3 separate regions of the Homo sapiens genome follow, and all the other regions are linked to region 2. A link is a loop called in an ENCODE intact Hi-C map of the cell type or tissue named here. Cell type or tissue: dorsolateral prefrontal cortex. All regions are shown on one strand. Region 1 overlaps CKAP5 (cytoskeleton associated protein 5). Region 2 holds the start of CHRM4 (cholinergic receptor muscarinic 4). Region 3 overlaps AMBRA1 (autophagy and beclin 1 regulator 1).

Region 1 (8,000 bases), 420 kb before region 2:
ACTAAGACAAAGCCTTTTATAATATATACTTTCATAGCACCAAGTTGCTTCTCCTTTGTAGTACTTAATGCTTTGTTAATTTTAAATTTATTTGTATTATAGCTTAATGTCCCCTCCTGCTGGAGTGTAAGCTCCACAAGGGCCAGAGCTGAATTGATTTTTATTTATTAAACACCTGTTGAATAAATTAATGAAAAAAGAATACCTCAGTAAAAATGTCCGGAATCTACTAGCTGAAATTAATATACAGTGTAATATAAAGCTACCTAATGATTATACAAAAATAGAACCAAAAAACAGCATATACTTTGGAGACGGGGCAGTTTCATCAGGGTGATTTCTCATGTTTGAGTTATCACATCTTTAATACAATATTATAAAGAAGTAATAATTCTTAGATACAATGTGAGATTCATTTATAATGGCCTATTATGAATGGCAGAGTATCATAAACACTAAACACTTGTAAGAAGTTTATTAGCTAATCTTTTTTGAAAACTGCCAATTTCTTAAACTCTTTTTTCATTTCTAGTCATGGGGTCCTTTGTTTACATTACCTGACATAGGATATTCATTTCTATTCTCACACCCTCCCCCCCCAGATTAATAGTAGATGATAATATCATTAAATTATGTTTTGTTTCAAAATACTACTTTTCTTTTAGCTGTGGAAAGCAAGGTTAAGTGGGTATGAAGAGGCCCTGAAGATCTTCCAGAAAATAAAGGATGAAAAGAGCCCAGAGTGGTCCAAATTTTTAGGATTGATCAAAAAATTTGTCACTGATTCCAATGCAGTGGTTCAATTGAAAGGATTAGAAGCTGCACTTGTTTATGTTGAAAATGCCCATGTAGCAGGAAAGTAAGTACTTTCTTTCCAACTTTACTGATAAAAACCCCTGTTTGGTGTTACATAATGTATGTTTGTAGATCACTGTCCTTAGTTATTAGCAGTTTTAGAATAGATGAATTTTCTTACTTTCGTAGTTTCTTGATACTTGTTTTTCATTCAGTCTTTATTCTCAGAAATCTAAATGGCACATGAGATCTGTAGAGGAGTAAATTAGAAATAATATTTTGAGGGTTTACCTTAAGGTTTGATGACCAAGTGGTTTTCCTTTTAAGCTTTTTGTATGGGAATTATTCTAAACTAAAAGGAAGAGTCTTTAGTAACTTCAAAAAGAAACTGAGAGATTGTCAGTAAAGGAATTATCAGAATTTCACTGAAGACATTTGGGCATTATAGAAAACTAAATTTTTTACAAGGGTTGTTAGATAGGTGATGTTAGAATCATGTCTTTCTCCCTTTGTTCATTAGGCATTTTTATTTCTTGGGGGAGGTAATGCTTACTAAACAACCTCAGTGACTCCTGGCCAGTTTAACTTGATCTGTGAATGACAGATTTCTAGTCATCCTACTATCCCATACCTCATAGACCTGATTTTCCTAACTCTAGTCTCTGTGTCATTGAAAGGAACCCTCCATACAAAAAAAAAAGTTGAAACACTTGACTTAATTGCACAAGAAATATATACTTGACTTACTTCAAAGATTATACCAATAAAGATCATCATTAATTTGACAATTTGGTTAACTGGCATCACTGGGTTTCCTTTACCGTTAGTAAAACTATCACTTTTTAATTTCTCTTCTGATACTAGAAGCGGTTTTTTGATAAATGCTGCATGTAATCTCAACCCACTCAGTTCTTCTGATTCCCGGTAGTGTAGGTTTCATTTCATTTAGAGGAGATTCAAAGCAGTAAAGTTATTGTAAAGTCTTATTAAGGAGTCAAGAGTAGTCTTTTATTATTAAAGGTACATATCCGTTCCCTCTGTGAAGAAATTCTCTTTTCCTAAAAAGTGTTTAAAACGACTTAAAAAATTTTTTTGCCCAGATGCAGTGGCATGTGCCTGTAGTCCTAGCTACTCAGGAGGCTGAGGCAGGAAGATCGCTTGAGCCCAGGAGTTTGAGGTCACAGTGAGCTATAATCCCACCACTGCACTCCAACTGGGTGACAGCACAAGACCCTGTCTCTCTCTCTTTTTTTTTTTTTTTCTTTTTGATACACAGTTTCGTACTTGTTGCCCTGGCTGGAGTGCAATGGCGCGATCTTGGCTCACCACAACCTCCACCTCCCAGGTTCAAGTGATTCTCCTGCCTCAGCCTCCTGAGTAGCTGGAATTACAGGCATGCGCCACCACACCTGAGTAATTTTGTATTTTTAGTAGAGATGAGGTTTCTCCATTTTGGTCAGGCTGGTCTTGAACTCCTGACCTCAGGTGATCCACCCGCCTCAGCCTCCCAAAGTGCTGGGATTACAGGCATGAGCCACCATACCCGACCAACCCTGTCTCTTTAAAAAAAAAAAAAAAAAAAAAAAATTGAAAGCAAGCATTCTGTAACCCTACTTTTGTAAAGTATATTTGTATGTCCATATACACACACACTTAGAGAAAGGTCTGGAAGGAGGGATATCAAAAAGTTGAAAGTAGTTTTCTCTGGGTGGTGGGATTTCAAGGGATCTTTAATTTTTTGTTTGAATTTTCTACATTTATAAACTGTTACTATGCCTGCTATGACATGTCTTAAAATTTTATGTTTAACGTTAAGTTTTTAAAATATTCTTGAACATAAATTTAAAAATTAAAGACTCATTTACTGTATTTCTAGCATTTGTAAAAGTACTAGTACACCCCCTTTCCGTGACCTTTTTCCAATTCTTACTACTTAAGTGGGATTTTTGTTCTTTATAATATGTTACAGAACCACAGGAGAAGTTGTGTCAGGTGTTGTAAGTAAGGTGTTCAATCAACCTAAAGCTAAAGCCAAGGAGCTGGGCATAGAGATCTGTCTTATGTACATAGAGATTGAGAAAGGAGAGGCTGTTCAAGAAGAGCTCCTGAAAGGCTTGGACAATAAGAATCCCAAGATCATAGTGGCCTGTATAGAGACACTGAGGAAAGCCTTAAGGTAAGACTTTGTTTTAGCTTTGTTAACTAGAGCAGCAGTCCCCAACCTTTTTGGCACCAGGGACCAGTTTCATGGAAGACAATTTTTCCATGGAAGAATTGTGTGTTGGGGGGATGGGGGGGTCGTTTTGAGATGAAACAGTTCCACCTCATAAGGAGCATGCACTCTAGATCCCTCACATGTGCAGTTCACAGTAGGGTTTGCACTCGTATGAGAACCTTAATGCCCTGCTGATCTGGCAGGAGGCAGAGCTCAGGGGGTAATTCTCGCTTGGTAGCTGTTCACCTCCTGTTGTGTGCCTGGTTCCTAACAGGCCACTGTACTGGCCACAGCCCAGGGGTTAGGGATCCCTGAACTAGAGTATCTCAATTGAGTTTGGATTCCGGGTTTAAACAGAAATGGAAACTGCAGAATTTGACTTGGCATGCCAAAACAAGCAAGAAAGTGACCTGAATAAGGAAAGTCATTCCCCAAGTGTGGCACTTCATGTTGACTAATTTTAGCCTTCAAGTGTGTTGTGTAGTTATTTTATCTGAATCCCTTTCTAATGAAGATGAATAGAGATTTCTGACCTGTTATCAGATTAAGAATTAGGCTTTTCAGTTGGGGGCAGTGGCTCATGCCTGTAATCCCAGCACTTTGGAAGGCTGAGTTAGGAGGATCACTTGGGGCCAGGAGTTTAAGACCAGCCTGGGCAAGATGGCAAGACCCCTGCCACTATAAAGAAGCTGAGGTGGGGAGGATCTCTTGAGTCTAGAAGTTCTAGGCTGCACTGAGCTGTGATTGTGCCACTGCAATTCAGCCTGGGTGAGAGAGCAAGACCCTGTCTCTTTAAAAAATAAATAAATATGGCCAGGCTCAGTGGCTCACTCCTGTAATGCTAGCACTTTGGGAGGCCAAGGCAGGCAGATCACAAGGTCAGGAGTTTGAGACCAGCCTGGCCAATGTGGTGAAACGTCTCTACCAAAAATACGAAAAAATTAGCTGGGCATGGTGGCGCATGCCTGTAATTCCAGCTACTCGGAAGGCTGAGGCAGGAGAATTGCTTGAACCTGGAAGGCAGAGGTTGCAGTGACCCAAGATCATGCCACTGCACTACAGCCTGGGTGACAAAGCAAGACTCCCTCTCAAAAATAAATAAATAAATACATTTTAAAAATTGGCCTTTTGGTGGAAAAGCACTGAAAAGAAAAGTACTGGCCTTTTGTTGGAAAACTACTCCTCAGGGTATTTAAGCAGCTCTTTTTCTCTTGCTATCTTAAGTATAGACTTTCGAAGTCTATACTTTGAGATGTTGGCTAAAGATAAAGTTTGTGGACTAAAGCTAACCTTTATTTAGGTGCCTTTTTAGTAAAGTAGAAGCAAATGCTATATGCCTTTAAAGAGACGCACAGTGAAAGCAAATAGAAAAGTAACTTTTGCTCTTATGTAGTAAGTTCTTTTCAACCCTAGACTTTCTTGTTTGGCCATGAAATTTTTCATGAATAGGATCTCTTTCAGGAACAAGTGGATGTAATTTGCTATGGAAATCTGAATTAGACAGATCACTAGTTTGTTCAGACTTGGCAGTTCTTCTAATCTGGTATCCTGTCCCCAAGTACTGTCTATATCAGATATTTTAGAAAGCAGCTGTAGTAAAATCCTCACGGAATGAAGATCATCCATCTCACCTCTCATGATTTTGTGTATGACCTACATCTTGGAGAAAAATGTTTCCTTTGGTGTTTATCTTCTGTGAAAGTATAAAAACTCTTGTATTTTGTTGAATGATCTTTGATTTATAGGTCTTTAATATTGTTTTTTGCTTTGCTCATAATGTACTTTTATAAAATTTGACTTGCTTAGATTCTTACGTGAATGAAGTTTCCTTGTTTCTAGCCTATTACAATATAGTAAGCAGATGTTTTTCTGAGTAGTAAACAGTATGCTCATTCTATTATCTTAGAAATTTAGTGACTCATCTTAGTTATCAGAACTATGCTTATATCAATAAATCTTTTGTGTCCTTAGTGATGTCTAAATTTTAAAAAATACTGTAATCTTTTTTTTTTTTTTTTTTTTTTTTTGAGACAAGGTCTCGCTCTGTCACCCAGACTGGAGTGCAGTGGTACGATCTCAGCTCACTGCAACCTCCGCCCCTGGGTTCAAGCGATTCTCATGCCTCCAGCCTCCTGAGTAGCTGGGACTACAGGTGAGCACCACCACACCCAGCTAATTTTTTTTTTCTTTAATAGAGATGGGTTTCTCCATGTTGGTCAGGCTGGTCTGGAACTCCTGGCATCAAGTGATCCCACCTCGGCCTCCCAAAGTGCTGGGATTACAGACATAAGCAACCGCACCTGGCCTATAATCTTCTACCTTTAAATTACAAGTTTCTAGTCTGGAGTGCTGTGTACTCTGGTTATTTCATTTTTTAGCTAAACTGGGAGAATAAGGGTAGGAAAATAACAAGTTACGTATATCTCATGTTTTCTTCATAGATGTTGTTATGTAGTCCCATCCCTGTGTGGTTCTTTATTTGTCCTAAAGCATTTCAGAGTCTATAGTTTAACTAGGTAGCTCTCTGGGACCCTCAAGAACCTTGAGGCCAAACTGCTTGATCCTGGGTTCCAGAGCTTGCTAAAGCTTTGTTAGTGAGAGCTTCAGGTGACCAGAAACATTTGTGGTACCTAAAACAGGTTTCTAGTACCCTTTTGTGTTTTCTATAGTAATACGTTTAGTATCAAAATTAGGTTTTATTTTATTAAGGTGTCTATTTTCCATGTGGACTTGCTCCATCTTTTTTTTCTTACAGAAGGAGGCCAGGATAGAGAAAAAAGATTCAGATGAAACAGTAATAATATATAGGAAGATTTAAGAAATCTCAAATGTTAGGTTCTTCAGGCACCATGTTAAATATCCCTAAAACAAAATGGTTTATTGCCACTATAATTTCTTATTTTTTGTTTAATCTTAAAGGTCAGCTGAGCCAAGTTAAAATGTAATTTTTTTAATAATATAAAAGCATTTTAAAAAATCTTAGAGATTATGTAGGTTATTCTCATGATATTTGTACTTAAACTATATCACATAGCCAGGTATCTTATTAAAAATTCTTTTTTTATTGTGCCTGTAGTCCCACCAACTCAGGAGGCAGGAAGATTACTTGAGCCCAGGGGGTGAGGCTGCTGTGAGCTATGATTGTGTCACTGTACTCCAGCCTGGTTAACAGAGTGAGACACTATCTCAAAAATAATAATAATAATTAAGGCCAGGAGCAGTGGCTCATGCCTGTATTGTCCCAGCACTTTGGGTTGGGAGGCTGAGGCAGGCAGATTGCCTGAGCCCAGGAGTTCAAGACCAGCCTGGGCAACAAGGAGAAACCCCGTCTCTACAAAAAATACAAAAAAAAAATTAGCCGGGCATGGTGGTGCCCCTCTGTAGTCTCAGCTGCTTGGGGGACTGAGTCTGGAGAATAGCTTGAGCAGGGAAGGTCGAGGCTGCAGTGAGCTGTGATCATACCACTGCATTCCAGCCTGGATGACATAGTGAGACCCTGTCTCCAAAAAAGTAAAAACAAAAACCAAGAAAAAAAAATCGTTGGAGTACACTAGTAGCTATTACTGAGTAATTTTGTTGCATTTGCTCACATGAGATAAATTTGTGCACATTAGATAATAGATAAATAATAATTTGGGTCCTACTACTCATACAGAATTTCAGTGTTCTTTCATAAATAAATCTCTCCTGCTCCAGAATCTGATACTCACAAATGTTAATAGTGATATTAGATAGCTAAAATTGGCCAGTTGGGAACTTGAAAATGTAATCTATGACAGATATGTAAGGTTAAACACACTTTTTTTTAATTTTATTTTTTTTTTGAGACGGAACCTTGCTCTGTTGCCCAGGCTGGATGGAGTGCAGTGGCGCGATCTCGGCTCACTGCAACCTCTGCCTCCCGGGTTCAAGCGATTCTTCCACCTCAGTCTCCCAGGTAGCTGGGATTACAGGCGCCCACTATCGTGCCTGGCTAATTTTTGTATTTTTGTAGAGACAGGGTTTCACCATGTTGGCCAGGCTGGCCTTGAACTTCTGACCCCAGGTGATCTACCTGCCTCAGCCTCCCAAAGTGCCGGGATTATAGGTGTGAGCCACTGCGCCTGGCCAAATATGCTTTTTGAAAGAAGTCAAAATGCAACATTTTCCCCATAGAAAACTGAAGTAAAGAAAGATTTAAGATGCCCAGAGTTATAGTGTGATAGCCACAAAGTCAGGAACAAAATATTGCCAAGATTTGTGATCTATCTAGGTAAATGAATCACTTTAATTATAGGAGCTATTAAAGGTTTATTAAAAGTAGATTTCATTCATGTAAATATTTATAAACTAGTTTATATTTGTAAGCTTTTATATGTATATACATACATATTTGTGGTATTAGGCTGGGTGTGGTGGCTCACGCCTGTAATCCAGCACTTTAGGAGGCTGAGGCGGGTGGATCACCTGAAGTCAGGAGTTCCAGACCAGCCTGGCCAACATAGTGAAACCCCATCTCTACTAAAAATACAAAAATTTGCTGGGCGTGGTGGCGCATGCCTGTAACCCCAGCTACTTGGGAGACTGAGACAGGAGAATCACCTGAACTCAGGAGGCAGAGGTTGCAGTGAGCTGCAATCATGCCATACCACTCTAGCCTGGGCAACAAGAGCAAAATGCCATCTGAAAAAGAAAAAAAAAGGGTATTAAACATGTTGATCCTTTATAGGTTTTAATTATTCCTAGTCTGCTTACCTAGAAAGTTTGTTTAAAAATGGTAATATTATTTTGGGCCCTACACATTAAATAATATTCTTAGAAGAACAACACCTTAGTAGGTAAGCAGTTATGAGTTCCTTTTCTTTTGTTGCCTTAAAAAAAACTGAACTTATATAATTCTTCTAATATGTAGATATGGAACTATGTTTGAATGAAGAAAAGCTAATGCTTTATTTAATTGCATTGCACGTTGACAGTTTTTTCCCAATTTTTTACTTGTAGTGAATTTGGT
Region 2 (8,000 bases):
CCTCCCAGGTTTAAGCAATTCTCCTGCCTCAGCCTCCTGAGTAACTGGGATTACAGGTGTGTGCCACCACACCCAGCTAATTTTGTTTGTATTTTTAGTAGGGATGGGGTGTCACCATGTTAACCAGGCTGGTCTCAAACTCCTGACCTCAAGTGATCTGCCTGTCTCGGCCTCCCAAAATGCTGGGTTTGTGGGCGTGAGCCACCATCCGGCCAAGGTGGTCCAAATTTGGACCTGCCAGGCCTTGTCTCTGCTGTCTCTGGATGGTGCCAGCCACCCTCCCCAACCTCCCCACCCCCCATTGGAGGCCCTTGTCAACACCTCTCTGTCCCCACACCAGCCCCTTTCCTTAGAAAGCCCTTGCCCAATGACAGAGCCTCTCTGGTAGTAAAACCTTTGCAGGCCCCTTACACGTCACAAGGTTGTGGGGTCACCAGGGCAAAGATAGGGGCAGTCCCTTTTGGAGATGAGGAAATAGGTTCAGAGAAATTCTGTTACTTGTCTGCTGACCTAGTGGCATCAAAAGCAGAGCAGAGAAACCACCAAGTCCCCTTGTTCCCAATTCAGCTCTCCAGGGTTCCACCGTGGGTTCTTGGGGTTGGGAGATTGAGAGAGGTCAAAAGCCCTTCATAACAGGGATTGTGGAGAAATTAAAGTGACTTTGCCTGCCAGCTTCTGGAAGAGCTGGGGTCAGTAGCTGGAGGCGTGTCTTGTGTATGCAGCCTCCCGCCCTTGGCCTTGCTTGTTTTCTCATCTGACTGTTTTAAGGATCTATCTGCCTTCCTCCTCCACAACCCCCACCTCCTCTTAGGAGTATCACACTCTTCTGTGCCCTGGGAAGGATATGGCAAAGTGGAAGAAGTGCAGGAGTGCCGTCTTAGGGTCTTATGAACCAACTTTCCTTATTTGTGAAGTGGGGCAAGAAGAGTAGTGCTTCTTTCACCCCCAGTTATGAGGTCTTGGGAGACCCGATCATTCATGTAACAACAGAAGATGGCTTCCTACTCTAGCCAACCAACCCCAGCCCTGAAGTTCCCAATTCCGACCAACCCCAGCCGTCGCGCTCGCGAGCTCTGGGGACCCGAACTCCACTTCCGGGTTCCGCGCGGAGAACCCCACACCAAGAGCCCCGCAGCGCTGGCTTCTACTCGAGTTCCCTCCCATTCTCTGCCAAGAGGCTCCTGCCTCTCCTCCACCGCCGCCCCCGCAATCGCCCTCACCACCTCCGGCCCTCGGGGGAGGGTCTTGAGTTGTTTCCCCGAGAGAAGAAATCAGACGTCTTAAGCTTAATCAAATGTTTGCGATCAGAATTTGGGGTTACAGGCCTCGGTCCTGGGCGCAGTGGGGAGCGTCCGACCCCGGCGGTCCCCCGGAAGGGCGCTCTCGGAGGGAGACAAGCGCTGGAGCGGAATCAGGCAGGCGAGGCTGCTGGGCCAGGGCGCGGGGAGCTCTCCGAGGTGCTGAAGCCGCCCCAAGGTCCGCCCAGCCTGGGCGAGGCCCGGAGTCCTGAGGCTACGGCCCGTGCGGTTCCCAGCGACCTCTGAGATTGGCTGCCCGCTCTCCGGGATCTTGTCCCGGGCTCCGGCCCCGGCGACCTTGGGCAACCGACTGTCCCTCACAGGCGGCGGTGAACTGGCGGTCCAGGCTGCGCCTGGACTGGCGGCGCGTCCCATCCCAGGGCTGGGAGAGCAGGGGCGCGCCCCTTCCCCGGCCCGGAACGCTGAGCAGGCAGCCGAGCGGGTGCGGGCGAGTGGTCCGCGGTGGGCTCTTCTCTCCCCGGCCGAACCTCTCCAGTCCACCCGCTCCTGCGCTTCCCCAGGCCCCGACGGCGCCCCTCCTCGCGGGCGGCCCGGCCGGCACGCAGCGGCGCGGCTGGAGCTCCCGGCCCTCGACCCCGACGGATCCCTGGCGGCGCAGCCCGCCCCACCCACCCGCAGCCTCCCGCTGGGGTCAGACTCCCGCGCCTCGCGGCCAAACCGCCAGCGGGGCCACGCAGGGCGCTGAGGTCCCGGAGAGGCGCGAAAATAGCTCAGGGTCCCGGGAGTATGGTCAGGGCGGAGGCGGGAGCGCGGCCGGACCCAGCTGCCAGCTCCTTCCCCAGCCCGCGAGGGGGCGCCGCGTCCCCATGACAACGCGGACACCCCCACCCCCCGGAGGGCAGCGCCCCCTGCTCCCCTGCGTCGCTGGCCGTGGGCGGCGCCCTCTGTGCCCAAGCAGGGAGCTGCCGGCCAGCCCCCGAGAGGGGCGCGGACCGCCGGGGTCTCCGACGCCTCGGGTGTTGACCCCCGCGCGTCGCCGCCGGGTGACCGGCCCGGGGCGGGCGGCGCGGCCCCGCCACGATTGGCTGCTTCCTCGTGACATCACGCGGCTCGGGGAAAAGTGCGAGCGTGAGCGCGAGTCGGAGCCACAGCGCCGGGAGCTGCGGGCGGAGCAGGGGCCGCCCCTCGACACCCCGTCCCCGCCCCCGGCCCTCGGCCCGGCCGCCCGCCCCGCCGGCCCGCGGGGCCGCGCGTCCGTCCCGCCGTCTGTCTGGCGCGAGGGGAGCTGGGCAGAGGCGGCGGGTAAGTGGCTCCGCGGCGGCGCGGGGGCGGGGGGCTCGCCGGGAAGAGCAGGAAGCAGGTCCCCGGGACGCTCTGAGGCTCCCCAGAGGTGGGTTCGACTGGGACAGGGCGCCAGACCCCCTCCGGGGCGAGCGCGGGCCGGGAGCGGCAGTGGGCCGGGGCTGGGGGACCCCGCTGGAAGCAAGGCCGGGGGCTCTCGGAGGCTTCTCCAGGTGCGCCCGGGTGCGCCCGTGGGAAGGGGTGGGCATCCAGGATGTCGGGGGCGGGGGATTGCCCGCCCACAGACCCCACGGAGCCAGGGGCAGCCGTCGGGGGTGGGACCCTGTACTCCAGCCCTCCCACTGGCGGCTCAGCAGGGCGCCGGGCGCTGAAGCCCCAAAGAGCCCTTTTCCCGCCGTCTCCCCGCCCTCCCTCTCCCTCCACCCCTTTGCCCCCGCGCTGCCAGCCCACTCCGGCCCCTGGAGTCCTCCATCTACGACCTTGAGCCCCGACGGAAAACACCCCTGCCCTCCCCGACACCCCTCCCCCGCTCCGGTACTACCCCCCTTTGCTGCCCAGCCTCCAAGCCGGGGTCCTCCAGCTCCAGGCCCCCTCCTCCGGCCCCGCAACGGAAGTGTTGGGCACAATGTCGGTGCCAAATCTTCGCCTCTCCCTCCCTTGGACTCTGGAGTCTCCTCTCCCGCCCCAGGGACAGATCCAGGGGCCACAGCCTTCCCAGAGCCATGGAGTGAATGCCCAAGAACCGAAGACCTACACCCCAAACCACCCCACGGGCGTGCGGAGCACCCCCTCCGGTCTCGCCCGGGGAAGAGGGGTGTCGAGGACTCGGGAAACACAGTGCCCACGCCCAGAGGCTGCAGGAACTGCGTGCTAGGGGCTTGGAGGGAGGGCGGGGCACCCGAGAGCCAGGGCTCCTTCGACCACGGCGGAGACATGGAGGAGCCTCCAGATGGCCTAGGAAAACACGGCCCTCGAGGCCCGCCCGACCCTAGCGTGAGAAACTGGGTCCCCACTTTGGTCACAGGGGCTAGACAGTGCCTCTGGGGTAGGGTGCAGGGTGAGGAGAGAAGGAGGACAAGAGTCTTGCACTCGCCTGACCCGAGCTCTGTCCGGGCCTCCGCCTTGTGGGTGCACTGCGGATGCCCTCTCGCCGCGAGAATGGGCGGCTTTTGGCAATAACGCCTCTTAGGGGAGTTATTAGAGCTGAGCGTGCCTGGTGTCCCTCAAGGCCAGGTTGGGCGACTCTCGCAGAGGCCCCTCGACAGATGTCAGTCAGAGGCTAGGACTCTGCCACATCTTTAAGGACTTGGACACCTCTGGGCACCGGGCTAAGACGGCGTCCCAAAGTTAGGTGGCCCGTCGCAGGCAGCCCCTAGTAGTCTGGCCTCCTCGCCCGCACAACCCTTCACCCACAGGCCAGGTGCAATCCCGATGCAGGCTCCTGGCCCGACCCTCTACGCGCTCAGGCGGACAGCTAAGGTCTGGCTGAGTCTCCGGCAGGGGCGTTTGGAATGTGACCGGTCACCCACTCTCGGCCCTGCATTTGCTTGTGCATGCAAGTCCACAGGTGTAGAGGCACCCGAACCGTGTGCATCCTCCCGGCCACAGCACCCTAGGCACGCACACGCATGCACATGCACGTGTGCACACGGCGCGGCATGCTCACGCGCTCTCACGGGCGGACTGGTATCCAGGCGTGGCCGTGCGCACACACACGCACATGCATACAGCTACTAGCGTCTACTCGCGCTCCCCCGTAGGCACACACAAACAGAACTCGCACTCGCGCTCCCGCCCACACGTTCCTCGCAGGGTGCCGGGTGGAATCCGGGCTCCCTCAACTTTCCCACCCGAGAACCCCGCGCGGAGCCGAGGGCAGCTCTGGGGCGGCGTCCGACGGGGCCTGGCGAGGGGACCCCGCGTCACTTCCCCGGGAGGCTGTGCCTGAGGGCTCCTCTGGGTTCGCAGTCGCATTGGAGTTGGGGGCGGTGGCCAACGGCGGCCGCACGGTCTAGGTCCGGAGCGGGCACCAGGGACCGACATTGCCATCTAGCGGTGCGCACAGCCCCGGCGGCGGCGGCTCGCTCCCCAGATGCCAGGCGTATCTGGATTCCAGGGAAGGCGCCAGAGGGGGTCGGAATGTCTGCGGGTGACCCCGAGGTGTCCAAAACGACGACAGCTGGGGCGGGGCGGAGTCGGGGAGACCCTGAGCCTCGCCCTGTCAGCACCTGGCAGCTCCCTCACGCGGGCCAAGAGCAGGACTTAATCACCGGCCATCCAGTGGTCCCGGCTCAGCCCAGCCGCCAGGATCTGGGAGAAGACAAGACATCGCTTGTCTTCTGGGAAAGCTAAGTCGAGAAGCCAGCAGGAATGTGAGGGGACCCTACCCAAGCCTCACCTGGACAGTCCCTCAGTTGTGTGGTTTTCGGGTCGAGGGGAGCAGAGGCAGGAGGTCAACTCTGAGCAGTAGCACCTTGGACTTTAAGAAGGAGCTTCCCGGGTTCTTCTGCCCCCACCCGTACTTCCTAACCTGGTGACTTTGGGCCAGTTGATTAACATTATCCTCATCTATAAGAGGATATTTACATCTGTAAGATGAGGACACTAATAATACCTGCCTTTTCAGGCTGTTGTAAGGATTAAACCAGATAATCTATATTAAAAGCTCAGAGGGGTTCCTGACACGCAGTTAACACTCAATAAACAAGAGCTATTATGTTTTCACATTCTGCACTTCTAGCCCCGTTTGTTATCATCCTGCTGCCCTGTATCCTGCCTTGGGAGGCTGAAGTGAGTTTCCTTGGGGCTGGCTGACTGATTACTCCTGCCTGCCCTGTCCCCTCCTCCACGTGAGTGATTGGGGGAGGGCAGCCTCCTGGTGCTGGAGGGGACAGCTCAGAGAGTGACACCTGAGCTTCTATTTCAGAGGCTCTCAGAGCCAAATGGGGTTGTCAGGGACCCCAAGAGAGGGCAGTATGTGGTCTTTGCCCTTGACTCGTTGTGTGACCTTGGGGGTGACAACACTTGCTCTCAGCCTCTCCTCCTACGAACCAAGGATTTAGAACAGGAGAACTTGAACTATCAGGCTAGGAGGCTGGGTCTGTATCTGCGACGGTGGAATAGAAGGGCTGGGGTCAGACTTGGGGCAGTTACCCTGGCCCTTGGCCCCAGCCTGCAGTACATTTTTGTGTTTATGTATAGAGATCAAGTTTAGGTGCCAATCCCTATAGCTGCTGGGGAGGATGTCCCAGGACAGGATCCTCTCTATTCTGCAAATGAGAAAGAGGTGCAGGAAGGGGCAGTGGATCGTCTCAGGCCACAGAGCCAGAGCCCAGGCTGCGGGTTAGTGCTCCTTCCTCCACAGCCGGCTGCCGCGCCCTCTCTTCCTCTCACACACAGACGCACAGAACTGCGTATCCGACCATGCCTGCTGGGCTGGCGTGGCTGTGATGGGCCCGCGTGCGTCTGTGGAGCGGTGTGTGTGTTGGCGGGTGTGAAGGAGGCTGGGCTGAGCGGCTGCCCTGGCACTCAGAGCTGGCGTGGGCCTCCCTCACATGGAGGGAAGAGGAAGAGGGGGAGGAGAGCTAAGAGGAGCCTGGTGGGAGGGAGGGCAGGCTCAGGGAAGGGCCTGTGGTGGGGACTCCAGCTAGGGCGCCGCCCGGTGTGCGGAGTGGACTGTGGAGGGGAGAGGCGGCCCTGGCAGCCCTTCTCTTCCCTCTGGGACAATTCTTTCACCTCACGGGTCCCCAGTTGGGCCTCAGGGTTCTCTGACAACCTAGTGACCCCTGCACTGCCTCCCTCCCAGCTGCATGCCCTGTGGCTGGAGCTGAGGACTCCTTGAAGGGGATGTGACAGTTGCAGGTACCTCCTGAAGCCCCTTCTGCAGGGACTCTCCTCCTCTCTGGGGTGCCCAGCTCCATGCACCGCCTCTGGTCCCCTGCAAAGCCTTCTGGCTCCTGGAGCTCTTTGGCCTCCTTCAGCCAGAGCTCTTAAGTTACGGGACTGCCTTCCTCTCACCACCTCACCCCGCACTTAATCCCACCAGCAACATAGTGCAAGAAGCCGTGAAACCTTGGTCAGGCTTTTAACAGCTCCGTGCCTCAGTTTCCCCATCTGTAAGTAGTAGAGAAAAAATGGTATCTACCTCATAGGTTTGTTATGAGGATGAAATGAGTTAACACTATAAAAAATGTTGCCAGGCATGATGGCGCCTGGAGTCCCAGCTACTCAGGAGGTGAGAGGATGGCTTGAGCTCAAGAGTTCTAGACCAGCCTGGACAACATACCAAGACCCTGTCTCTACAAATAAATAGATAAATAAATAGACACTTTTTTTAAGTGTCAAAAGTGCTTGGCACTTAGTAGACCATCAGTGTTAGGTGCTCATACATACCCCGATTATTGCCTTTGTCCCAGTGTCTTCTACAGGGGTTGGAGAGCAGGTGTTAAGAAATGACCGAATGGGTAAATGGATGAACAGAACACCTCCCTCCAGAGCCCACATGCTCGTGGGCCTCTGGGACCACTCTCCTCCTCCTCTTGCTTCCCTGAGCTCCCCCAGCACTGGCCTCTGTCCAGGCCTTGCGCTGCCTCCAGGCCTTTGCTGTGGCTACTGCCCCTGGCAGGGCCACTCTCCACAGCTCCTCCTGTGGCTGGCTCCTCATCACCCAGATGACCTGGTGGGTGAGGCCACCTAGCAAGGAGTCATGCCTGTCCTGCCTTCTGACTCACTCTCTCATCACCCTGCCTTTTTTTTCTTTTGTGGCTCACGTGTTTGCATGTCTCCCCCCATGAGGCAGGGGGCCATGTGTGTCTTATTCACTTCTGTAGCCACAGCACCCTGAGCAATGCTTGCCACATAGTAGGTGCTCAATTAATGTTGAATGAATGGGCAAATGCGGGATGGCGGGACAGAGTTCTCTCAAGGCATTCTGCCAGAGAATGTCCCTCTGTCACCTTGAATCCAGTGTACCTCCAGATGACTCCCCCATTCCCTCCTGTAGTTCATGCTTTTCTCTCCCCTTCCTCCCCAGACACGGCCTACCCACCCCTGGCAACCAACATGGCCAACTTCACACCTGTCAATGGCAGCTCGGGCAATCAGTCCGTGCGCCTGGTCACGTCATCATCCCACAATCGCTATGAGACGGTGGAAATGGTCTTCATTGCCACAGTGACAGGCTCCCTGAGCCTGGTGACTGTCGTGGGCAACATCCTGGTGATGCTGTCCATCAAGGTCAACAGGCAGCTGCAGACAGTCAACAACTACTTCCTCTTCAGCCTGGCGTGTGCTGATCTCATCATAGGCGCCTTCTCCATGAACCTCTACACCGTGTACATCATCAAGGGCTACTGGCCCCTGGGCGCCGTGGTCTGCGACCTGTGGCTGGCCCTGGACTACGTGGTGAGCAACGCCTCCGTCATGAACCTTCTCATCATC
Region 3 (8,000 bases), 56 kb before region 2:
TTTGTGGATTGATAGCTCATTTCTTTTAGCATGAATAATATTCCATTGTATGGATGTGCCACAGTTTATCCATTCATCTCTTAAATGAAGAACATCTTGGTTGCTTCCAAGTTTTGACAATTATGAATAAATAAATAAAGCTGCTATAAATATCCATGTGTAGGTGTTTGTGTGGACATTAGTTGTTTTTTTTTTTTTTTTTGAGACAGTCTCGCTCTGTTGCCCAGGCTGGAGTGCAGTGGCGTGATCTCGACTCACTGCAAGCTCCACCTACTGTGTTCAAGCGATTCTCCTGCTTCAGCCTCCTGAATAGCTGGGATTACAGATATGCGCCACCACGCCCCGCTAATTTTTGTATTTTTAGTAGAGATGGGATTTCACTATGTTGGTCAGGCTGGTCTTAAACTCCTGACCTCATGATCCACCTGCCTTGGCCTCCCAAAGTGCTGGGATTACAGGCGTGAGCCACTGCGCCCGGCCTATATTAAGTCTTGAAGTTGGGTTGTGTCAATCCTCCAATTTTGTGTTTTCCTTCCATATTGTGTTGGCTATTCTGGGTCTTTTGCCCTTTCATATAAACTTTAGAATCAGATTGTTAATATTCACAAAATAATTCAGGATTTTGATTGGGATTGTGTTGAATCTGTAGATCCAGCTGAGAAGAATTGACATTGTAACAGTACTGAGCCTTCCTATTCATGAACATGGAATATCTCGCTAATTTAGTTTTATCCTTTGTGATGTCTTTCATCAGTTTTGTAGCTTTCCTCCTATAGACCTTGTACATATTTTGTTAGATTTATACCTAAGTTTATTTTTTTGATGCTAATGTAAGTGGTGGTGTATTTTTAATTTCAAGTTCCAGTCATTCATTTGTTCATTGCTGCAATATAGGAAAGCAGTTGACCTTGTATCTTGAAACCTTGCTATAATTATTTAATAGTTACTGGAGTTTTTTTGTTGATTCTTTGGGATTAGACAGTGATGTCATCTGGCAACAAACAGATTTCTTCCAATCTGTATACCTTTTATTTACTTTGTTTTGCGGTGGGGGGTGGTTTCTGATTGCATTAGCTAGGACTTCCAATATGATGTTGAAAAGTATTGGTAAGAAGGGGCTTCCTTGCCTTGTTCCTGGTCTTAGGGGGAAAGTATCTAGTTCCTCACCATTGAGTATGATGTTAGTTGCAGGTATTTCATATTTCTATTTTCTGGAAGAGACGTTAGAGAACTGGTACAATTTCTTCCTTAAATGTTTGGTAGAATTTAGTGAAACCATCTGGGCCCAGTTCTTTCTGTTTTAGGAGATTATTAATGATTGCTTCAATTTAATAGATATAGGCCTATTTAGATTATTTGTCTCTTGTGTAAATTGTAATATACTGTGTCTTTCAAGGAAAGTTAGTCCATTGCATGTAGGTTTTCAAATTTGTAGGCATACGGTTGTTCATAGTATTCCCTTATTGTCCTTTTGGTGTCCATGGGATCAGTAGTGATGGCCCCCCTTTCTTTTCTGGTATTAGTAATTTGTATCTTCTCTCTTTTTTCGTAGTTGGCCTACCTAGATGTTTATTGTTTATTGATCTTTCAAAGTTTTTGGTTTTATTGATTTTTCTCTATAGGTGATTTCCTGTTTTCAGTTTCATTGGTTTCTGCTCATGTTTTTCTTCTGCTTACTTTGGGTTTAATTTGCTCTTTTTCTTCTTTCTTATGGTAGGTGCTTAAATTACAGATTTTAGATCTTTCGTCTTTTCTTATACATGCATTCAATGCTATAAATTTCCCTCTAAGCACTGCTTTCACTACATTTCACGAATTTTGAGAAGTCATGTTTTCATTTTCATTTACATTTAATCCAAAATATTTTTAAATCTCTCTTGAGACATATTCTTTGAGCCATGTGTTGTTCAGAAATGTATTGTTTAATCTGTCAGTTTTATAGGATTTTCCAGTTATCTTTTTATTACGGATTTCTAGTTTAGTTCTCTTGTAGTCTGCAAGTGTAATATGTATTATTCCTTTTCTTTTGTATTTGTTACATTGTGTTTTGTGGCCCAGAAGGTGGTCTGTCTTGGCCTGGGCTGTTTTCAAGGAGAAAGTTGCCAAATAGTATAGGGCCTAGACAGTTTATTTTAATCTTCAGATTAAACACTTCTCTCTCTTGGCCCTGGCACACTATTTGGGCCAGTCTCTTACACAAGGACATCTCTCTATAAGCTGTCTGTTGATGCTGATGTAAGTAGTAGTGTAACTGTAGATGAAATACACACAGAGATTGGAGTAGATGACAGATATAACTTTAAAGGCCATTTATTAGACACTTAGTATTTGCCATCACTATTTATTTATGTATTTATTTACAAGATGGTCTGGCTGTGTCACCCAGGCTGTAACTGTAGATGCAATACACACAGAGAGTGGAGTAGATGACAGACATAATTTTAAAGGCCATTTATTATGCACTTAGTATTTGCCATCACTATCTATCTATCTATCTATCTATCTATCTATCTATCTATCTATCTATCTATCTATCTATCTATCTATCTACAAGATGGTCTGGCTCTGTAACCCAGGCTGTAGTGCAGTGGTGCAGTCTCAGCTCACCGCAACCTCCACCTTCCAGACTCAAGCTATCCCACCTCAGTCTCCTGGGTAGCTGGGACTACAGGTACACGCCACCACACCTGGCTAATTTTTGTGTTTTGTGTTTTTGGGTTTTTTGAGACAGAATCTTGCTCTGTTGCCCAGGCTGCAGTGTGGTGGTGCGATCTCATCTCATTGCAACCTCCTCCTCCTGGGTTCAAGCAATTCTCATGCCTCAGCATCCCAAGTAACTGAGACTACAGGCACACACCACTATGCCTGGCTAATTTTTGTATTTTTAGTAGAGGTAGGGTTTCACCATGTTGGTCACGCTGGTCTCGAACTCCTGACCTCAAGTGATCCTCCTGCCTTGGCCTCACAAAGTGCTGGGATTACAGGTGTGAGCTACTGCGCGTGGCCTTTTTTTTTTTTGCGATAAGAGTCTCACTCTGTCCAGGCTGGTTACAAATTCCTGGGCTCAAGTGATCTGCCCACCTTGGCCTCCCAAAGTGCTGGGGTTATGGGCGTGAGCCACCATGCCCGACCACTTTGTATTTATTGTCTTAGTAAGTTCTTCCAACAATCCTGTAAGTTGTAGGTACTATTATACCCTTTTCTACAGATAAGGAAACTGAGGTTCAGAGAGATTAATTTATACAAAGTCACACTATAGTAGATAATGACAGGAAGTGTCAAAATCTGGTCCAGTTGATTCTGAAACCTGTATTCTCAAAACAAACAAAAAACAAGCCGTAAGATCCCATTGGCAGATATGGAAAATTGAAGTTGTAATGCTGTGCCTTGGATTAGTTTCTTTCCATGACTATAACAGCATCACTTGTTAGCAGCAGACATTCTAGTAGTGGTGCTAAGAGCACCTACCCTGGAGTTAAAATGTAGGATATGTTTATCTAGCTTAGCATTTCTCAACTAGGAATGATTTTTATCCCCAGAGGACATTCGGCAGTGTCTGGAGACATTTTTGGTTGTCTCAACTATGTGGAGTGGGGTGCTACTGGCATCTAGTGGGTAGAGGCCAGGGATGCTAAATGTTCTGCGATGCACAAGACTCTTCACACAAATAATTATCTGTCCTAAAATTTCAGTAGTGCAGAGGTTGAGAAACTCTGAGTCTAGCTTGTTCCATTCTGTCATTACTACATGGGAGAACCTTGAAACCTTAGAAATCCCTTAGCAGTCTCTCAGGATTTGGTTTCTGAGGCTAAGTGCCTCGTATGTAAATACTTTCTAGCTCAGTCCATTAACCCCCTCTGGCACATTTCCTGCCTTCATCTTAGTGGCCAGAGGCCTACTAAATGGTTGGGGTTGTTTTAATAACATCAGGCTTTTTCCTCCTGTTGTTTCCAAGAGACAGGCTCAGTTGGCCTACAGTTCTTGAAGAAAAGAACCTGGTAACAGTACTCTAATCTGTTGCTGGCATCTTTAGCTCCCTAATCTGTGTTTATATGACACAAAAAAAATGACTCTCCTTGGTGCCAGGCTTCATTCCTCCTCAGCACCCTGGCACCATTGGCAGAGAGCACCTCCCCAGTCTCTTCCACACAGTGGCAACCCTACATGTTGATTTTATGGCACAGCTGTTCTCCAGAAGATGTTTCTTGAGACATGGACAGTACAGGATGCCTCTGGAGCCGGGATTTGGGAGTCTTAATCATTTGTGTTCCCATTTGCAGATCCACAGTACTCAAAAAGCATCTGGTATTATTCCTTAACTGTTTTCCTGTTTGTAGTTCTTATCCCTTCCCCCAGAATAAGCTCTTAAAATATGAAGTTTGTTTTTTCAATTTATTTTCTACCCTCTCTTAGCAACTAGCATTTTGTTCATCATGTACTGAGAAAATCAACTTACCTTCTATCATTTGGGGTTGTTAAAAGCTGGAGAAAATGATAAGGAGCTAAATTAATTTGAGAGACTAGTGGTCAAAGGAGGGTGTCAACCATCTTGATAAGCAAGCCCAGGAAACAATTCGGAAACTCAGTGGAACTGAGCCTGGATCAGAATGAAATGGAATAATTCCTTCCAGGGAAGTGGTAGACCTTGTAACTAAAGAATGATTTTCATTATCAAAGAGGCATAGAAAAATCAAGAAAGTTCCTTTTAATAAAGTCGTTCAGGTATCTTACCCTCCTCATGACCCAGAGGTTCAGCAAAAGTCAGATATAATTATTAAAGGGGAATTTTCTGTGAAGGTTAAAGCAAGGGTATATATTTACCTCATCTTATGATACGCCACAGGGACCTCAAATAGAGATTTGAGGTCAGTGGACTCACTGACAGCACACCCCCAAATGCTGTCATTCTCAGGTCTCAGGGAGAGCATGACTGGGCTTATGTCTTTGAATTTGCAAGATTTTAAAGGATGTCTTGTTTTGTGGGTATTCATTTATCTAGAACGGTTTGTTTTAGCCTTTATTCCATTATTGTCCTCCTGAGGAACCTTTTTAGACATTTTTTCCCTACTTGTCTCTCCTCCCATGAAATTTTAATATCACAGATACAATGTGTATCTATTTATATACTCTGATGCTTTGGAGGGGAACAAATGATTACACTAAGTTTTTTTTTGTTTTTTTTTTTTTGTTTTTCTTTTTTTTGCCCCTTTGAACCAATTTTTACCCCCATGGGGATGATATTTCCCATGTTGAGAATGCATGATCTAGAAGTATCATCATTTTGGAAATGAACTGTTATTTGTACTTTTCCTTACAAATTGAAAATGAGACAAAGACAAGACTGTCAATAAATTAATGCTGAAAAACAGTCTTCTGACACAGTGGCCAGCAGCAACCGGAAGAGTGCAGAGAGTACTTTTCTCATATTTCTTGGCTTCTATGAAGGTTTTCTCTTTGAACCATCTCTTGATCATTTGGGGAAAGAAAGGGACACCAGGAGTAGCAGTGCAATAAATGCCGCTCTCTAAAAGAAAAAAACTACAGTTCACAAGATGCTTTTGCAGTGATGTGCAGAGGAGGAAGACTAGGTGATACTGAAGAATCTGGGTATGAAATTGTCCATTTTTCCAAGGCTGGTAAACTCTAACAAGTTCAGTTTTTCACAGTAGCCTTTGATTTACAGCTGAGAATACCATTTAGGTTAGCTAGCATACAAGAATGTTCTATTCTTCCAACAGGGTTTGACTCTGTCTGATCAGAAGGAGGGTGGTTGTGTATGAAATGCACCTCAGAAGGAGGAGGAGGAAATGACATGTTCATGTAAATGAAATACAACTGCAAATTAAAGTGTCACCCTGTTAAAAAAATCCATTTTTTATTTAATTGGTTACCAAGGAAAAAAATGTCATACAGAAGAATATATCTCAGAGAAAGTTAAACCTGGAGATGTTACAAGCAAATGTGGATTCAAGGAGGTTCTTAGGGGGTAGGTATTATAAAAGATGGCCTTAATAAAAATATTCTGATGCTACAAAGTGAGGCTCATAAATTTTTATTGTGTTACGTGCCAGGGGTCCAGAAGAGATGAATGAATATTACCTTATTTGTTTTTTACTGTCTGTTTCTATCCAATCAGCTGTATAGTAGCTGCCTCTTCCCTGGAGGAAGCCTGTTTTTGAGATGTCCTATTAGGAAGAAAGTGATAAAGGAGGAGATACTTTGTCTGAAAGAGTGCTGCTTACTATCAGGATGTCCAGGGACTGAAATGCTGCTGGCTTTTCTGTGTTAATGGTGTCTTCCCATTTTTCATTTTTCTTTTCTCACATTTTTGTGAAAATTCACCTGTCTCTTTTAGATGTTGAGCCTACCAGACCATGTATGTACAGTACCTGCCACGTTGTTGGCACTAAGTAAATGTTAAGTAACAATGGGAAGGACTGATGAATGGGATTATATTTCCACATTGAATTGTTCCCTGGCAAACATGCCTGGTTTTTCTTTGAGACAAAGACTTGCCAGATGGGACTCATTAGCTTTCTTCAGCCATAGTCTAGTTTTTCCTCTTCTCTCCCCACTACTAATCCCAGTATTGTTTTATGTTTTGCAGTGGAAACGTGGATAAATAATATAATGTGCTGTCTTTGACTTCTTCCTCATAAGGGGCAGTGATCGGTGATGGACAGTCTGCTGTGGCCAGTAACATTGCCAATACTACCTACCGGCTCCAGTGGTGGGACTTCACTAAGTTTGACCTCCCTGAAATCAGTAATGGTAAGTCAATGTCAAATGGGGGTATCAGTGGAAGGGTTATATTTGCTGGTGAGCCAGAACTCAAAAATTCATGGAGCACTGGGTTTTTCATCATCCTATTGAGCAGTTGTTATCTACATGCCATTTCTGCACCTCTTCTGTAACTTTCTTTTCAGGTCCATTAACCAGATATCAACCATACCATACACTTAAGTCTATTAAGATCTGGATTAATCGAGTTTAATTAACATCACTGTAGTCTTTCCTAAAAGGGTCACAAGGTTTAGCTCTTGGATCCTACACTCCCTTCTCTTTCTCTTCTTTTCAGTTCCACCTAAACTTTAGGTTTTGACCAGTGAACTACTAGTCCACAAACTCTTCAGAGCAGAGAAATCTTTGTTTTTGTGTCTACTTCAGTACCTTACATTGTTTGCTGCTGAGGGTGGGTGCAAGACATGTTTGCTGAATTGCTTAATTGAGAGTTACAGGCTGGGTGCGGTGGCTCACGCCTGTAATCCCAGCACTTTGGGAGGCCAAGGCAGGCGGATCACTTGAGGTCAGGAGTTCAAGACCAGCCTGGCCAACATGGTAAAACCCTGTCTCTACTAAAAATACAAAAACTAGCTAGGCATGATGGCATGCACCTATAATCCCATAGGGCTTAGTTGTTCATATCTGAAGCTGAAATTTTTCTATCTTGTCTGTGTGATATTATAAGACTTTGCCAGTTGCCTTAAAATAATTAAGATATTCTATGTCTGTGGCATTTCCTGATATGCCAGTTTTCGTATCTTTATTCATCTCAATGGTATGGTTGATATCTGATTTACAAACATGACTGTTTCAGTTTCCTTGCTTCTAGTGAAGTCTGCAGTCCACATCCCAGTTGTTCTATTGGAATCACAACATTTTAAACCTCTCATTTCACTTTCTACCTCGTGAAGGGCTCTCTCTTGCACATTTCTGAGAGGGATGGTCCAGCCTCTGCTTGACTGCTTCTGATGATAGACCACACTGACAAGGTGGCCTGACCATCACTGCTAGATTTGTGTTAAAATATTCTTTCAGCCAGGTGTAGCAGCTCACACCTGTAATCTCAGCACTTTAGGAGGCTGAGTTGGGAGGATCACGTGATCCCAGGAGTTCAAGACCAGCCTGGCCAACATGATGAAACCTCGTCTCTACTAAAAATACAAAAATTAGCTGAGTGTGGTGGTGCATGCCTGTTTTCCCAGCTACTCGGGTGGCTG

Evidence for each region. Peaks named below come from ENCODE experiments on the same cell type or tissue, not always from the same donor. Only the 100,000 strongest peaks of a DNase experiment are listed, where the experiment ranks them.
Region 1: it touches region 2 in a loop (3-fold over the local background); 4 of 110 quality-filtered maps call a loop at or near these places.
Region 3: it touches region 2 in a loop (5-fold over the local background); 2 of 110 quality-filtered maps call a loop at or near these places.

Annotation. Positions count from the first base shown.
Region 1 is chr11:46,811,169-46,819,168 of GRCh38, reverse strand. It overlaps CKAP5 (cytoskeleton associated protein 5), which reads left to right. Exons shown (of 44, transcript NM_001008938.4): 3 at 666-859; 4 at 2,765-2,971; 5 at 7,991-8,000. Among named protein-coding and RNA genes, the nearest start is that of CKAP5, 31 kb to the left of the region's middle. In dorsolateral prefrontal cortex, no CTCF peak of the experiment used is centred here; no DNase peak of the experiment used is centred here.
Region 2 is chr11:46,386,180-46,394,179 of GRCh38, reverse strand. It overlaps CHRM4 (cholinergic receptor muscarinic 4), which reads left to right and starts at 2,404. Exons shown (of 2, transcript NM_000741.5): 1 at 2,404-2,649; 2 at 7,594-8,000. The coding sequence starts at 7,623. RefSeq lists enhancers at 616-1,390, 2,908-3,511, 3,512-4,117 and silencers at 2,044-2,093, 2,274-2,363, 4,343-4,552, 4,583-4,642. In dorsolateral prefrontal cortex, CTCF peaks have their summits at 1,443, 2,195, 4,404, 4,605 (motif pointing left) and 1 weaker place; DNase peaks (open chromatin) are centred at 1,479, 2,372, 4,609, 6,038 and 1 weaker place; H3K4me3 peaks cover 4,564 bases; H3K27ac peaks cover 5,291 bases; H3K27me3 peaks cover 3,898 bases.
Region 3 is chr11:46,442,259-46,450,258 of GRCh38, reverse strand. AMBRA1 (autophagy and beclin 1 regulator 1) reads left to right here. Exons shown (of 18, transcript NM_001387011.1): 12 at 6,661-6,771. Among named protein-coding and RNA genes, the nearest start is that of MIR3160-2, 5.5 kb to the left of the region's middle. RefSeq lists an enhancer at 3,697-4,198. In dorsolateral prefrontal cortex, a CTCF peak has its summit at 3,594 (motif pointing left); no DNase peak of the experiment used is centred here; H3K27ac peaks cover 668 bases.